Regions from separate parts of the Homo sapiens genome. Here region 2 is linked to region 1. A link is an interaction called in ENCODE POLR2A ChIA-PET data of the cell type or tissue named here. Cell type or tissue: HepG2. All regions are shown on one strand.

Evidence for each region. ChIA-PET counts read pairs that join two places held together with the same protein. Peaks named below come from ENCODE experiments on the same cell type or tissue, not always from the same donor. Only the 100,000 strongest peaks of a DNase experiment are listed, where the experiment ranks them.
Region 2: POLR2A ChIA-PET joins it to region 1 with 5 read pairs; 4 of 35 experiments call an interaction of 5 or more read pairs at or near these places.

Annotation. Positions count from the first base shown.
Region 1 is chr2:109,672,617-109,680,616 of GRCh38, forward strand. It overlaps a transcript of RANBP2 not described here. Among named protein-coding and RNA genes, the nearest start is that of SOWAHC, 62 kb to the left of the region's middle. In HepG2, no CTCF peak of the experiment used is centred here; DNase peaks (open chromatin) are centred at 2,445, 2,705 and 4,845; H3K4me3 peaks cover 145 bases.
Region 2 is chr2:109,565,239-109,573,238 of GRCh38, forward strand. SEPTIN10 (septin 10) reads right to left here. Exons shown (of 11, transcript NM_144710.5): 6 at 2,577-2,738; 7 at 525-621. It also overlaps a transcript of RANBP2 not described here. Among named protein-coding and RNA genes, the nearest start is that of SEPTIN10, 45 kb to the right of the region's middle. In HepG2, no CTCF peak of the experiment used is centred here; no DNase peak of the experiment used is centred here.

The sequences.
Region 1 (8,000 bases):
ATTTCTCTAGAAGTTTATGCATTTTATTGACTACTTTAAAGAAACAAGTAATCTATATTGTATCATTTCTTTCAAGACTACAGAAATTTATAAGGCCGGTAATTTTGACACTTTTAAATTATTTTAAGGTTATGACATGTAAATACTGTTGATATATGTACAAATATGCATAAGTATCAATAGATAGCTTATTTTATAGAGATAGTGTCTAAATTTTTGTCCAGAGTAGATTGGTTGCAGTTTCTTAGGTGTGTTTCTCAATACATTGCCTCAATGTTTTAAAGCATATAGAAATTTGAATACTGCTAAACCTCATTTAGTCCTTTGTTTATAGGTTGTTTGATATTACTAAAGACATCACAGCCCCTCTTGAGATTCAGAAATAATAAAACTTGAGATATATAGAGTTAGAATCCAACAAATTCAGAGGAAAATTGTTCAATTACGTAGCTGTAGAGCAGGAATGAAATCCAGGTTCTAAGCTCTAAGGGGGCCGTGAGCTACCATACAGGTGCCTCGGTGACTGGGCATAGAGTCAGCAGAATTACGGGATGGTTAAGAGTGAGCTGTGGAGCCTAACTCTATGTGAACATGAATTTTTAAACTGTATGGTGCCTCAGTTTATCCATCTTTACAATGGGGACAGTACTAAGTGTTTCTTTTTCTTCCCAGTTGACTGAATTATTTCCGTAGTAGGTCTTGTTGCCAATCTTTTTGCCCACATGAGAGGACCTAAGGTAATTTCTGACAGCCTGGGATGCTTTGGGAAAAACAGAAGGTGCCACAGACCCCATTTTGGGAGAAACCTCTGTTTTTCTCATGGAACCCCAAGAGCTGTAAACAGACAGGTCCCTCTCAAAATCTAAGGCTCTGCTCTGTTTTGCCTTGCTTTACCTGACCTTTTTGATTTGGGTGGGCATCAGAAATTAGTAGGGGAGAGACAGCTAAAGAAAGTTGTGGATGTGGGCTGGGTGCAGTGGCTCATGCCTGTAGTCCCAGCACTTTGGGAGGCCAAGGCAGGTGGATCACCTGAGGTCAGGAGTTCGAGACGAGCCTGGCCAACATGGCAAAACCCCATCTCTACTAAAAATACAAAAATTAGCTGGGCAAGGTGGTGGTTGGAAGAAGGAGAAAGAGAGAGGGAGGGGAGGTGGGGAGGGGAACAAACAGTTTTCCCAGATAGCTATACCCATTTACCCTGTTATCAACAATGTATGAGAGCTCCAGGGATCTCCATTGTCTATATTTGATATTTTCAGGTTTTTTCCCCCTTCATTTTGGCTATTCTGAGTGTGATGCCATAGCTTCTAGTGGTTTTAATTTGCATTTTTCTGAAGACTAATGAGGTTGAGCACCTTTCCATGTATTTATTGGGCAGCTGAGATACTATCTGTTTTGTGAAGTGCCTGTTCAAGTCTTTCACCCAATTTATTTCTACTGGGTAGGTTCACCTTTTTCTCATTGGTTTGTTAGTATTATGTTGCAAATACCTTTCACATCCTATTGGCCTCCCCAGCACTCCTTTAATGTTGTTTCTTGATGCCAGCTTCTTATTTTATGCTTAGTGCCTACATCCTATTTTAAACAATAAATGTTGAAGATAATTGTGCTTGAATTTAACAACCCCCCCCCAAAATGAAGTAAAATGGTAGAAACTGCTGAATTTCAGAAAAATATTTCCTCATCACAAAATATACTAGCGGTCCCAGGTACTTGGGAGGGTGAGGCATGAAGATCGCTTGAGCTCAGTAGTTCATGACCGGCCCGGGAAACATGGCAAGACCTTGTGTCTCCAAAAAAAAAAAAAAAAAAAAAAAATTAACCGAGCATGATGGCATGTACCTGTAGTCCCAGCTACTTGGGAGGCTGAGGCGGGATTGCTTGAGCCCAGAAGGTTGTGAGGCTGTAGTGAGCTATGATTGCACTGCTGCACTCCAGCCTTGGCGACAGAATGAGACCCCATGTCAAAACAACAAAAACAAGAAAAAAGAAAAAAAATATTAGTTTCTAAAATAACCTGCTAAAATTAAGGAAAGGGTTTATGAAAAATATTAATAAGTAGTAATGATTTTATGTGTTTCAATTACAGGCAGTATCTACTAACTCCTTGTTATGAATAAGGAAATTGACATTCTTACATTTCCTCTTCCCTCCTCTCCTCAGCCCCCTGAGTTTGCTAGCTTTCTCCTGTCAAGATTTACATTTTATTCTGAAACCATAATTTCTTCCATAGTGTAGCTTTAACTATTTGCTTACATGGAGTCATCTCTCTTTCCAGTCTTTTCCCCATGGCTTCTCCCTCACTTCATGTCTTATTTTGCTTCATCTCTTAGTTGGCCAGACTTCATTTTCAGCTACTTTTTTTCTTTTAGAGACAGGGTTTCTCTCTGTCACCGAGGCTGGAGTGCAATGGTGCAATCATAGCTCACTGCAGCTTTGAACTCCTGGACTCAAGGATCCTCCCACCTCAGCCTCCCAGTAAGCTCGACCACAGGCATGTGCCACCATGCCCAGCTAATTTTGTATTTTTACTTTTTGTAGAGACAGGATCTCACTATGTTCAACTACATTTTTAAAGGGCCCTGGGTGCTGTGTCCCTCTGTCTGATCTTGAAGAATGTTTGTCTATCACCGTTATACTCGAAGGACAGCTTGGCAAAGTGCAAAGTTCTCAGACCAGGCTCACAGGCAAGTTCTTCCTGGTATACTAACAGCACCACTTTCTGAATCGAATCCGCAGAGGCAGAGGGCAAACCCTTAGCAGAGATGGAAACTATGGCAACTGGCCAGGTGCGGTGGCTCATGCTTGTAATCCCAGCACTTTGGGAGGCTGAGGCAAGTGGATGGTCTGAGGTCAGGAGTTGGAGACCAGCCTGGCCAACATAGTGAAACCCCGTCTCTACTAAAAGTACAAAAATTAGCTGGGTGTGGTAGCAGGCGCCTGTAATCCCAGCTACTTGGGAGGCTGAGGCAGGAGAATCTCTTGAACCCAGGAGGCGGAGGTTGCAGTGAGCTGAGATCCCACCATTGCACTCCAGCCTGGGCAATAAGAGTGAAACTCTGTCTCAAAAAATAAGAAAAAAGCAAAAGACAAAGAAAAAAAGAAACCGTGGCAACCTCAGTTGTAGCCCAGGCCTCCTTCCTTCCTTTGCCTTTCTCGTCCTGCCACTCTGCTGAGGGTGGGTCTGTTTGACAACTGTGGAGCAGAACAACTCCAGGCGGCCCCGGCCCTAAAGCACACTCCTGTCCCCACCCCAGGGTGTGTCTGGGAGGGCCCAGAGAGCTGTTGTGAGGTTCCACCTCGAAATGGACTGTTTGGTTCCTGTAAGAACAGAGGGAGCACGTGGATCAGTGAGAGCACCATAGCCAGTGAGGAAGACTAGATCTATGCACCCGCGCTGTCCACACGTTCATTCCTTCAACAGACACCGGCATGCAAGGTGGCTCCTTGTAACATCCATCAGTCTTGCTCTGTGTGTGAAGCGCTCATGAGAAGCCTTTCCCAACCAGCTGGTAGGACAAGAGCCAGAGGGCCCCTGTGCCCTTCCCTCTTCCAGCCCCATACCCATGCGCTGGGAGAAGCCCTTGCTTTTTGCTGACTACCACGTCCACACCCTGGAAGGTGTGAGTGAGCCTGGGAGCCGGGCTCTCCGTTAGCACCTCCATCACCCTTTAAAGGGCAGCCTTTCCCAGTGCCCGCCTCCACTGTCACAACGGAAGTGCTCTCAGGCCCTCCAACTCAGTAAGTAATTTTGCAGAGTGCCCTGTAATTGTCCTGAATGCAGAAGCCAGATGTACCTGACAAGTGCAGACACATTCAGTGCACCCATCTGCGGGGCGGGCTGCTCAGTGTTGTTGAGCAAACTTTTTCCTAGTTCAGCACTGCCAGGTAGAAGGGCTGGCTTTGCCTGCACCCTGAGATGACTGAGGCAGAGCAGACACAGGGAAGCTGGCAAAGCACCTCGGGGCAGCCACCACAGGCTGGGAAACTTGCTGAAGGAGGGGTTGTGCACTGCCAGGGACAAGAAGTAGGTTTTTGTCTCCCTGAAATAAGGAGGCAAGCCAGATACTATCCACACAAGTGCTTTGCAAACTGACTCAGCATGCCAGATAGCACAGTGTGAATTTTGAAAAGTTTAGTCCTTCTGTGAGCTCTGCCACGCCCAGCATCAGAGGCTGCTCTGAGAATACGCTCTCAGACAATCTTCTTGAGAGAGGGTAATGGGTTTCTCTTTGGCGTCTGTCTATCCATCTAGCCATCATCTATGTCTAGATACGGCACCACTTTTGAAGGTAGACAAAGCCATCCTGGTGTGAGATTTGAATTTGAGAAAAAAATGTATTTTTTTTTCCGAAGCTGGAATGTCATGTCTGAGGTTTTCCACATTTGCCCCACACCTCACTAAATAACAACTTCTCCATGTTCAGAGGTTTGACACCCGATGGGCAGATGGGCCCTTGCTCCCTTTGTTTGGCTGGAGCCCTCTCATCAGCACCTCCTCCTGTCTCCTCCTGTGGGAGTTTACTTGGCATCACCTCCTCTGGGCACCTTTCCCTGCCTCCCAGGTAGAACTGGAAGCTCCTCCCCTCACTTTTGTCACCAGCCAGCCAGGAGTCAGTGGGTGCTCCCCACCCTTCAGACCTGGATAGGACCCATTCAGATCCCACCACCCAGCTTCTCAGACTGGAGTCAGTGTCCTGCCCGACGTTTCTCTGAATCTTGGGGGCAGGGGGCTTGTGTTCTCAAGGTCGCCTTTGTGCCAATTTTCAGCCTTGGTCAAGCTGTTCTTTGTCCCTATCCGTGACTTTTCCTTGACCTCTGCCCTGGCATGTACCCAACAGAGCCCCTTCTCTTTGATCACTGCTTCCATGGTAACAGTGAACAGAATTCTGCTGGGAGCCACAGAATGTTTACTGAAGCTGTATGGGTCGCCAGAGGTACTTTTAAAAGCAAAGCACTTAAAAATCCATATCACTCTTGAAAGTGGTCCTCCAGCCAGGCTTTCTCACAGCTGGGCCACCTGTGCACGTCCTGCCTTCTCTTCCCCTCTCTTTCAGTAACTCCAACCACCAATCCCTGTCTCTGACAACAGCTGTGCCCTCGTGAACCAAATTGTCGTGCTCCAGAAGTTTATCCAGATCTTTCCTAAATAAAGCCAAGGCCTTCCTGAGGAAGAACTCTGAGGTCAACTGTTGAGATGATACAGTTTTTTGTTTGTTTCTGTGTCTTACTCTAAACCAGGCTGGACTCCCGCTGAAGGCAGAGACCTCAACTTTGGATTTCTGTATCCCCGGTTCCTGGTAAGGGGATTTGTAGGCGCTCAAGAAGTCCAGCTGTCGCAAGAGTGAATGCCTGTGACCAGAGGGGACTGAAATGGGCATCAGGCAGTGCACCCGTGGTGGCTCCCGCAGCAGGGGGGTCGCACCCCACCGCCTGTTGCTAGGAGATGATGGGCTTCGGAAGGATGTGCAGTGTTGCATAGCAACACCTCCCCACTGTTCCATCACTCAGAATGGACAGCACCAAGCAATTCTTACAGCAAGAGTTTTTTGACCTATTTCAGCTAAAAGCAGGAAAGATCTTTCTGTCTCAGCTCAGATTATATAATTTTTTAAAGGATCACAAGAGCAAAAAATACGGAGGATCCCCAATATTCACACCCAAGAACTACTTTGTTGTTAGCAGGTTAACCTGTGTATCAGAGGGACATTAGGAGGATTGCCAAGAGTTCACAGCCTGCCTTCTGCTCCCTGCAGGGACCCTTCGCTTAGCTGTAGCTGGCTACCCACTGGGCCTGGGGTGCTCCCCACACCCCTCCTGCATGCTGGCTTGGCCCTACCAGGGATCGCAAAGCCCAGCTGGTCACCAAAGACAGAGTTGCTCTCTCAATGTGGCTGATGTTTTTCTAACCAGCTTAGCCCAGAAAGAACATTTGGATTCATTGCCCATCTGTAATGCAGAGAACCTTTGTATATACTTAAGTTCCTTGAAATATTTGCACTGAAAAAGGCACACATGAATTTAAGAGTCATAAATGGGACCAATTTCCCTGAACTGTGCCCAAGAATGTGCAGTGCATGCTCTGTGACTGTTTTTCCTTTCCTTCTGGTAACTACTAGCTTCCACATGGGAGAAGGTTCGCAGGCGGTGGGGTGTCCAGGCTGCACGAGTGGCTGAAGAAGAGCTCCCTGCTAGTCTCTGTGGGTACAGAGAAGGCCCTATGTGGCCGTAGAGCCCTTGGAAGCTCAGCCTGCTGAGAGCGGTGCTCACCAGGTTCCACTGAAGCTGAACAGCACTGGAGCTAGGAATGCAGGAAGGAGGCGCTGCCCACACCCTGAGCTCTCAGTCTGGCTGGGAAGCCGGCAGTAGCTGTGTCCTATAAAGGCACCTCGAACACTGGACAACACTGTAGCTCATGCTTGAATGAAGGTTCTCTAACAAGTGTGTTTCCTCCGGAAGGCACATCACAGCCTTCCTGCACTTACGAACAATTAGCTCTTCAGCACTCTGCCTGGGGACCACACTAAACAGCAAAATCACCACCCAAAAGCACAAAATGCAAAAAATGTGGCACTAAATAGACCAAGAAAAGACCCTGTGTGCAGAGAACAACAGGCAGAGCCTTGCCTTGTTTGACCGTGGCAGGGAACTGCATGTCAGGCAACTCACATTTTTCACAGCTTTGCACATGTCTGCAAATGAACACAGAAGCACCATGAGTACTCAGTTTTGGGGTTACAAATGCGTTTTAGAGAGTAGGTGAATTTGCAAATGTGGAATCCATGACTAATGTGGATCACTATATTATGTATGTATGTGTGTACATATATGGCATTGTCTATGAAAGTTGAACATGTACACACATACATTTCTGTGCATATGTGTGTATTTAAAAAGTAAAACTTAAATGCATTTACACCCACCGGCTCCAGGATAGATGAGGAGGCATGACCCTAAGGCTCTCCTCAGTGCTGCCTTTTCCAGCTGCCTGCAGTAATCTCTGGTTACTTGGCTTCAAGACTCCTTAGAGTAGAAATTTCCAAACCCCACATTGCCTCAATCAGACCATCCTTGCTTATATAGCAATTCCCAGGGCATCTTGTTACAAATGGGTCCTAACTCCATTCCTGACCTACTCAAACAGAATGCAAGGGAGGAAAGGCTGGAGCCTTGGAATGTGAATGTGTACTTAACACAGTTTACAAAGCTCACAATTCAAGTTTGAGAATCACTGTGAATAAGTTTCCAGCCAGCTGGAGAAATCAGTGGCTGACACTGTTTGACCCTGAGACAAGAGGCAAATCGCCAGTGTGGACCACCCTGCCCATCTTGTGAGCAGACGAAATCAGTCAAAAGTGTTGTATGCTTCGTGAAAGACAGCGGGCAGTTTCGTTTAAAGCTGGGTAACCTAGAGAGAAAAAATAAAAATAAAAATAAAATAAAAGAGGGCCGGGTGTGATGGCTCACACCTGTAATCCCAGCACTTTGGGAGGCTGAGGCAGGCAGATCACGAGGTCAGGAGATCGAGACCATCCTGGCTAACATGGTGAAACTGTCTCTACTAAAAATACAAAAAAAAAAAAAAAATTAGCCGGGCATGGTGGCGGGCACCTGTAGTCCCAGCTACTTGGGAGGCTGAGGCAGGAGAATGGTGTAAACCCCGGAGGCGGAGCTTGCAGTGAGCCAAGATCACGCCACTGCAAGAGATCACGCCACTGCACTCCAGCCTAGGCAACAGAGCGAGACTCTGTCTCAAAAAAAATAATAAAAAAAAAATTTAAAAAAAGATAATAAAATAAAATAAAATAAAAGAATTGTGTGTGCTTAATGAGAGGGAAAAAATAATTAAGCTGGAAACTCAGGAAAGGTTATGTAACATCCCTGTGTCTCATGTGTAAAGTGAAAGTAATAGTAGTTATCTCTTAAGGTTGTCAAAAATGTTAAAAATGTGTGTTGAGCAGCACTTCCCATGTGGGAATAGTTAACAACCACTTATTATT
Region 2 (8,000 bases), 110 kb before region 1:
CATACTAGTAAGGGTAATCTATTCACCATTAATTAGCACTATAAGTAAATGAACCATATAATACTATTTACTTACTCATTATAATGTCAGCTAAATAATCTAAATGTCAAGTAGATTTAACTTTTTAAGTTGGCTGACTGGCTTATTCTGGAAATAGCCGGCAATACTTTGATCAGTAAAAATATATAAATTTATAAGATGGTTGACTGTTCTTATACTTAAGTGGTAATTAGTGATGTTTTATGTCTGAACACTACTTTCCACATTCACATTTTGGTCAGAGTGCCCCACTGGTGTTTCCCACCTACTAACAGGGTACCGTGGGGGCGGGGGTAATGTGTGTGTGGCATAATGAGAAGTGGGAGGCTCTACACGGCCTCCAGACTTTGGCTAAAATAGTACACAGCCAATTCCTCTGACAACCAATCACATCCAAACTAAGCATCACCCCAAAGAAGGCATGACAGGTAGCTTTGAGATTACTAGATAGATACATATTTCTAGTCATCCTTTGTCTCATTTACCTTGTACAACACCCCAAGGGTACTGGCGAGCTTTGACCATCTTGTTTCCGACTTTTACCTCATCCATACTTCCCACAACAGCAAACGGCAACTGTCCCTGAAAAAGAATATCGAGCACATCTTCTCATACCACTGTGATAACTGACTAGATAAAATAAATTTTATGTGAGAGAGAAGAGAATAATTAAATAACAAACCTATTAAAATCGAATGGTCAGCTATGCCTCAGATTTTAAAACCTGCCAGTGAATATGTGCTAACTGTTCTACAAGAGTCATCTTTGGGCCCCATAAAGAAAAGTATTTACATGTAAGGCATTATGCTATTGGGAATACACACAAACAAAAAAAATTTATTTATTTATTTTTATTTTTTTGAGACAGAGTCTTACTCTGTCGCCCAAGCTGAAGTGCAGTGACACGATCTCATCTCACTGCAGCCTCCGCCTCCTGGGTTCCAGTGATTCTCCTACCTCAGCCTCCCGAGTAGCTGGGATTACAGTTGCCCACCACAACATCCAGCTAATTTTTGCATTTTTAGTAGAGACGGCGTTTCACCATGTTGGCCAGGCTTGTCTCGAACTCCTGACCTCAGGTGATCCACCTGTCTTGGGATTATAGGTGTGAGCCCTATAATCCCAAAGTGCTGGGATTATAGGTGTGAGCCACCACACCTGGCCGAAAAAGAATTTTCCTCTAAAAGACAAAGATAATGTTGAGGAAATTACACATACACACACCCACAGTATACAAAATGTATATGTAACTATACAATAGTGTATTCCTATTGTTTGTGTGTGTGTGTACAGTATGTGGGTGTATAGATATGGTACTAATATAAAGTAGTACACAAAGTCCCAAATTAATGTCAATATAGTAAATGTCCTAGAAATTGAGAGGAGTGAGAGATCACTAGGAGCAGGAAGACACAAGCTAACCCACATCAAGAAGAACAAGATTTAGATGGACAAGCAAAGTGGGAAGAAATGGCTTAGAAAAGGAAAAGATTCTGAACAAAATGCAATAGCTAGGTTCAGGGGCAGGGAGTAGACTGGTCTGTCTGAAGTTGAGGATTAATACAGGGGAAAAGTCTAATGTAAAAATTATTAATTACTATGTTTAATATTTTAAAATTGACATATTTAGTTTCTTAATGGTGGCTTTCTGAATATTCTAGTTGAGCACAAGAAATAAAATTAGATGTAAAGACAATTTAACATATAGGAATTAAGATCACCTCATTTACATTAGTCAGTTTTTTTTTACAGATTTAGTTTAGGTACACTAATATAAAAGTGGTATGAAAAATCAGAAAAGGAAAATAGAAGAAATGGAATGAACAATTATTGAAAGTCACTGTTAGGCGCTTAACAAAGGTGACATCATTTATCCCTCACAACAACCCTTAAGGTGGGCAGTATTAACCTAACTTTGTAGATATGTTAAGTCTCAGGGAGGTTAGTAACTCCAATGGACATATGGCCAACCAAGCCTGTCAGATTTCAAAACCCATGATCCTACAAAACACAACCAGGTGTTTTAAAAATGTGTTAGCTTCAAGAAAGTAAAATTAAGAACTTAGTCACCTTCCATTGTACTAAACTAAAAGTTATATGAATGTAACTTGACACTATGAGAGAGAAGGAGCATAAATACTAGTTTTAAGAGACCTCCTTAAAGATTTTAAGATTTTACAGCATGCAAAGGGAGGCTGTAAAGTCTTCTCATGTTTATAAAGACAGGGTAGGAAGGTGTCATCTTTCTAAGGCAATTACATATGGCTGCACAAAAGGTATATCCCAGTCTCACAAATCTATCACTTTATTTTGGTGAAAGCAGAGTGAAAGAAAAATATGCTTAAAAATAAATTCTCCTTACACCTTTTCCAACTTAAAAAACTAAACATTTTCTCATACTGGACTTTTTGAAAATTCACCTTGTTTGAAGTCTTTTTGGAAGACACAAGTGAAAGTGTATTAGCAGCAATATTACTCACAAATTACAGTTTTATTTTCACATGGAAAACAGAATTAACATTCAATCAGGAGCTCACATTCATTGCAGCGTTGACCTTAGCAATAGTGTCATCATCCGTTGGGAACTGGTATATCTGGACGCCATTGCTGACCAATTCACTCATGAGCTTGATCTTAAACTTCTGTAATTCAGTTTTAGAAACCGTATCTGCTTTGGCAATCACTGGTATAATGTTTACCTATTAAGAATAAAGAAAAACAAAATCTTACTGAGGATTTTTTTTTTTAATCCTGCAGCTGTTTTTTCACTCAAAACTGTTCATTCTGACAATGAATTTCCCTAAACCTAGATCGGGGGGCTGGCAAACTACGGTCCATCTCGCTGTTGATCTTGATACATAAAGATTTACAGGAACACTGCCATGCCCATTTGCTTGTGTACTGTCTACAGTTGCGTTCACACTACAACAGCAGAGATGAGTTGCTGCTGCCATAAACCACAGGGCCTGTGACGCCCAGTGTATTCTCAGCCTGGCCCTTTGCAGAAAAGGCATGCCAACCCTGACCCAGATGGCCATTCTCCTGTATATATACACCCCTTATACACTCATTCCTACAGATGCCAGCCACACAATCTTTTTTTTTTTTTTTTTTGAGATGGAGTCTCGCTGTAACCCAGGCTGGAGTGCAATGGTGCAATCTCAACTCACTGCAACCACTGCCTTCTGGGTTCAAGCGATTCTCTTCCCTCAACCTCCCAAGTAGCTGGGATTACAGGCACCTCAATCAATGCTTTCAGAAAGCAGAACTCTTGTAAGATTAATCTTTCATTTGAATTTAGGTTTAGAAATCTCACATTTTCTTCTCTCTCAAAATCTTGCAATTTCATCATACACTTAAAAAGTAAAATGTGATAAAAGGTAAACTGAATTGCCTCAATTCACTAAGAATTTTTATTTTTTAATAATCTAAGCACTAAGTAACCAGGGTGATTGATCCCTCAGCAAAACTAAAAGACAGGTGAAGCTTCTCTTTGTGCCTCGTTTCAGGACTGACTCCATGCCTACCTGTGCCCCACTGTCACAGACTTACTTAGACAGCAGAGGAAGGAAACTGTATGTACTACTATCTTAAAAGTGTTCATGATGCAAAGGAATAACTTTCTCAGTATTATTTGAAGTCCTATCACTGACAGAGGGCAAGAGATTTGGGGTTGTGAAGACCGAATAACTTGTAAATCTAGTTCTATAAGATTAATATCCCCACAAAAGACTGATAGCTCCACAAATTTGTGACTGGTGGTTCTTAAGTTTTTTAGTTTGTTTTTCATCAAAAACCTCAGGCTAATCAGTCATATGTATCAAGACAGTAAAACCTCAATGTAATTTTCAGATTAAAAGTAAAAAATTGACTGGGCGTGGTGGCTCACGCCTGTAATCCCAGCACTTTGAAAGGCTGAGGCAGGTGGGTCACCTGAGGTCGGGAGTTCGAGACCAGCCTGACCAAAATGGAGAAACCCCATCTCCACTAAAAATACAAAATAATTAGGTGGGCATGGTGGCACATGCCTGTAATCCCAGCTACTCGGTAGGCTGCGGCAGAAGAATCGCTTGAACCCAGGAGGCAGAGGTTGCAGTGAGCCGAGATCGCGTCATTGCATTCCACACTTCAGCCTGGGCAACAAGAGCAAAACTCTTGTTAAAAAAAAAAAAAAAAAAGGAAAAAATTATAATTCCTATTCTAAATTTTTTTATCTTCTCAAATTTCACATTGATGCCAAGTATATATCTGAATTTATCAGCCTTCCATATGCTCCCAAGGAGAGAAATTTTTTCTGTCTATGAAATTGATGGCAGAAAACTTTCCAGCAATCCTAAGTAAACAACTTTCCTGTTAAATTAGTCAAAGTACATAAACATTTTGGTGCCAAGTCCTTAGTTTCAATATTATATACTTAGGTATTCAACAAATTATGCCAAGTTAATAACTTATAATTGCTTGCACAATAAACTGCAGTAGACTGAATACTAAACATCAATGTTTACATGACTATTAGAGGGAGGGAAAGTAACAGATATTGCCCAAAGAGGGTCGCTTGTCACCAATGGCGTAAGAGAAGATAACTTTCCATGTCAAGCAGTCGAATGTTCTGCTTTTTAGTAACAGAAAACAACTATCTGGAGGTGGCCTGGGGAGTGGCAAGATGAGGTCAGCAAGGACACCACCTCTCATCTTTATGTAGTGCCCTTGTGTAAGTGAAAATTTCCCTACACCTGCCAACTGCCCCTACAAAAAAAAAACCTGTGTATTGCTATTTAAAATGGGCCAAATCAAGTAATTTCAGCATATCCTAGTTTTTCTTTTAAACTTAAAACAAAGCTTAGGGGTTAACTTCCTGTCTAGTTTGTACAATAGAAAGCTAAAGGCAGGATTTTGATAAGGCAGTCCCAATTTTAGAATTTGTCTCTCATCAACTGAATAAGGCAGAAGTGAGTAGTGACCATCTTTAAATGAGTGCATGATACCCATGACCTTTACCGTTACCATAAAATATTTCATTTTGGTTTGAATGAAATAAGGTATTGGTCAAAAGGTAATATTGTAATGCTCATTAATGTCTTTACAGTTGCCCCCCTCATCATCTGTGGGTTCTGCATCCACAGATTCAACCAACTGAGGATCAAAAATATTAGGGGAAAAATTTTTTTAATGACAATACAACAAGAAAAATAATACAAATTTTAAAATACAATATAACAACTATTGACATAGCATTTACATTGTATCAGGTTTTTTTTTTTTTCCAAGACGGAGTCTAGCTCTGTTGCCCAGGCTGGAGTGCAGTGGCGTGATGTTGGCTCACTGCAACCTCCGCCTCCCAAGTTCAAGCAATTCTGCCTCAGCCTCCCGAGTAGCTGGGATTACAGGTGCCTGCCACCATGCCCAGCTAATTTTTTTGTATTTTTAGTAGAGATGGGGTTTCACTGTGTTGGCCAGGCTGGTCTTGAACTCCTGACCTCGTGATCCACCTGCCTTGGCCTCTGAAAGTGCTGGGATTACAAGCATGGGCCACCACACCCGGCCTGTATTAGGTATTATAATGTGTAATCTAGAGATTATTTAAAGTATATGCAAGGATACAAGTAGGTTATATACAGTCATGTGTGGCTTAACCATGGCGACATGGTTTGGATTTGTGTCTTCACCCAAATCTCATGTAAAATTGTAATCCCCAGTGTTGGAGGGGTCTGGTGAGAGGTGACTGGATCATGGGGACAGAGTTGTCCCTTGCTGTTCTTGTGGTAGTGAGTTCTCACGAGATCTGGTTGTTTAAAAGTGTGTAGCACCTCCCCCTGCACTCTCCTCCTCCTTCTCAGGTCATATAAGACATGCCTGCTTCCCCTTCGCCTTCCGCCATGGTTTTAAATTTCCTGAAATCTCCCCAGCCAGGCTTCTTGTACAGCCTAAGGAACTGTAAGTCAATTAAACCTCTTTTCTTCATAAATTACCCAGTCTCAGATAGTTCTTTATAGCAATGCGAGAACGGACTAATAAACATGGTGATAGAAATGCGATAGAAATATGATCTTAGGTGATTTTGATGTTGCGTGAACATCACAGAGTATACTCACACAAACCTGGATGTTATAGCCTATGACACACCTAGGCTGTATGGTATGGCTCATTGTTTCTAGACTATAAGCCTGTACAGCATGTAACTATACTGGATACTGTAGACAACCATAATACAATGGTAAGTGTGTGTATGTAGGCAACTATAATACAATGCTAAGTATGTGTATATCTAAACATATCTAAACACAGAAACATATAATACAGTACAGTAAAAATAAGGTATAATCTTATGGGACCACCATTCTATATTTGGTCCCTTGCTGACTAAAATGTAGTTTTGCACTGCAAGACTGTCCTACACTATTTTATATAAGGAATTTCAGCATCCTCAGGGTATCGAAACCAATCCCCCTTGGATACTGAGGGATGACTAGGAAGCATCTAGAACTAGTTGTTATAAGAGTTTGCAGGTTGAACTGCTGGTTCAAGGTGGACTGCCTCTGAACAAGTGCTCATTAGCTCTTCCATTTATTCCTGAAAATCCACTAAGGGACTACATCAATATAAATTGCTCCTGGCTAACACTTCTTAAAGACTTTTGATGACTCAAAGGTGGTTGGGTTGGCCAGTTACCTCAAATACCAATATGTAAATATCATCAATAAACTGTGCCTGTTAATTTTTAAATAAGTTTTAAATAACACAACAGTAACAGAGGTGCTTCATATATGCCAGGCATTGTACTAAATGCTTCGTAATATTCATCTCAGCTAATCTTCCCAAAAGTCTTAGAGTGAGCTCTCTCTAGCTCCCCACCTCTTTTTTTTTGTTTTTTGAGATGGAGTCTCGCTCTGTCGCCTAGGCTGGAGTGCAGTGGTGTGATCTTGGCTCACTGCAAGCTCTGCCTCCTGGGTTCATGCCATTCTCCTGCCTCAGTCTCCCGAGTAGCCGGGACTACTGGCGCATGCCACGACGCCCGGCTGAATTTTTTTTGTATTTTTAGTAGAGACGGGGTTTCACCGTGTTAGCCAGGATGGTCTCGATCTCCTGACCTTGTGACTTGCCCGCCTCGGCCTCCCAAACCGCTGGGGTTACAGGCACGAGCCACCGTACCTGGCCTCTAGCCCTATTTTATATATGAAAAATTGAATCCAAGTTTGTCCAGGGCCACATAGCTGCTAAGTGGCGGGGCTGAAGCAGAATCCAGGCAGTTCAGCATGACAGCCATGTCCTAACCCCTCTTGACTGCCTGTTTTATACCCGGACAGGTAGACTTCAGCTAACTTTTAAAACAACTTTTTTTTTTTTTTTTTTTTTTTTTGAGACGGAGTCTCGCTCTGTCGCCCAGGCTGGAGTGCAGTGGTGCAATCTCGGATTACCACAACCTCCGCCTCCTGGGTTCAAGCAATTCTCCTGCCTCAGCCTCCTGAGTAGCTGGGGCTACAGGCATGTGCCATCATGCCTGGCTAATTTTTGTATTTTTAGTAGAGACAAGGTTTCACTATGTTGGCCAGGCTGGTCTCAAACTCCTGACCTTGTGATCCGCCTGCCTTGGCCTCCCAAAGTGCTGGGATTACAGGCATGAGCAACCATGTCCAGCCCAACAACCTTCTTATGTAAAATAAGAGGCAGGTATTTTTACAGGGTAGTTTACACTTTTATCATAAAAAATAAAGAATATATTTAAATCACCAAATTTGGAAAAGATTAGATAATATATACTTACACAGTATACTAAAGCAAACTTCTATGGCAGATAGGCTCTTACTGGGTATGCCTATTTGCTAAACCCTCTATTTACATGGATCAATTTAATTAATTTTCATATCTGCCTCTTGAGGTAGTTCTTCTCCCTAGTTTTTATTTAAAAGTGGAGGACACTGAAAATCACTTAAGTCCACTGAGGCTCAGAGGGCTAAAGAAAC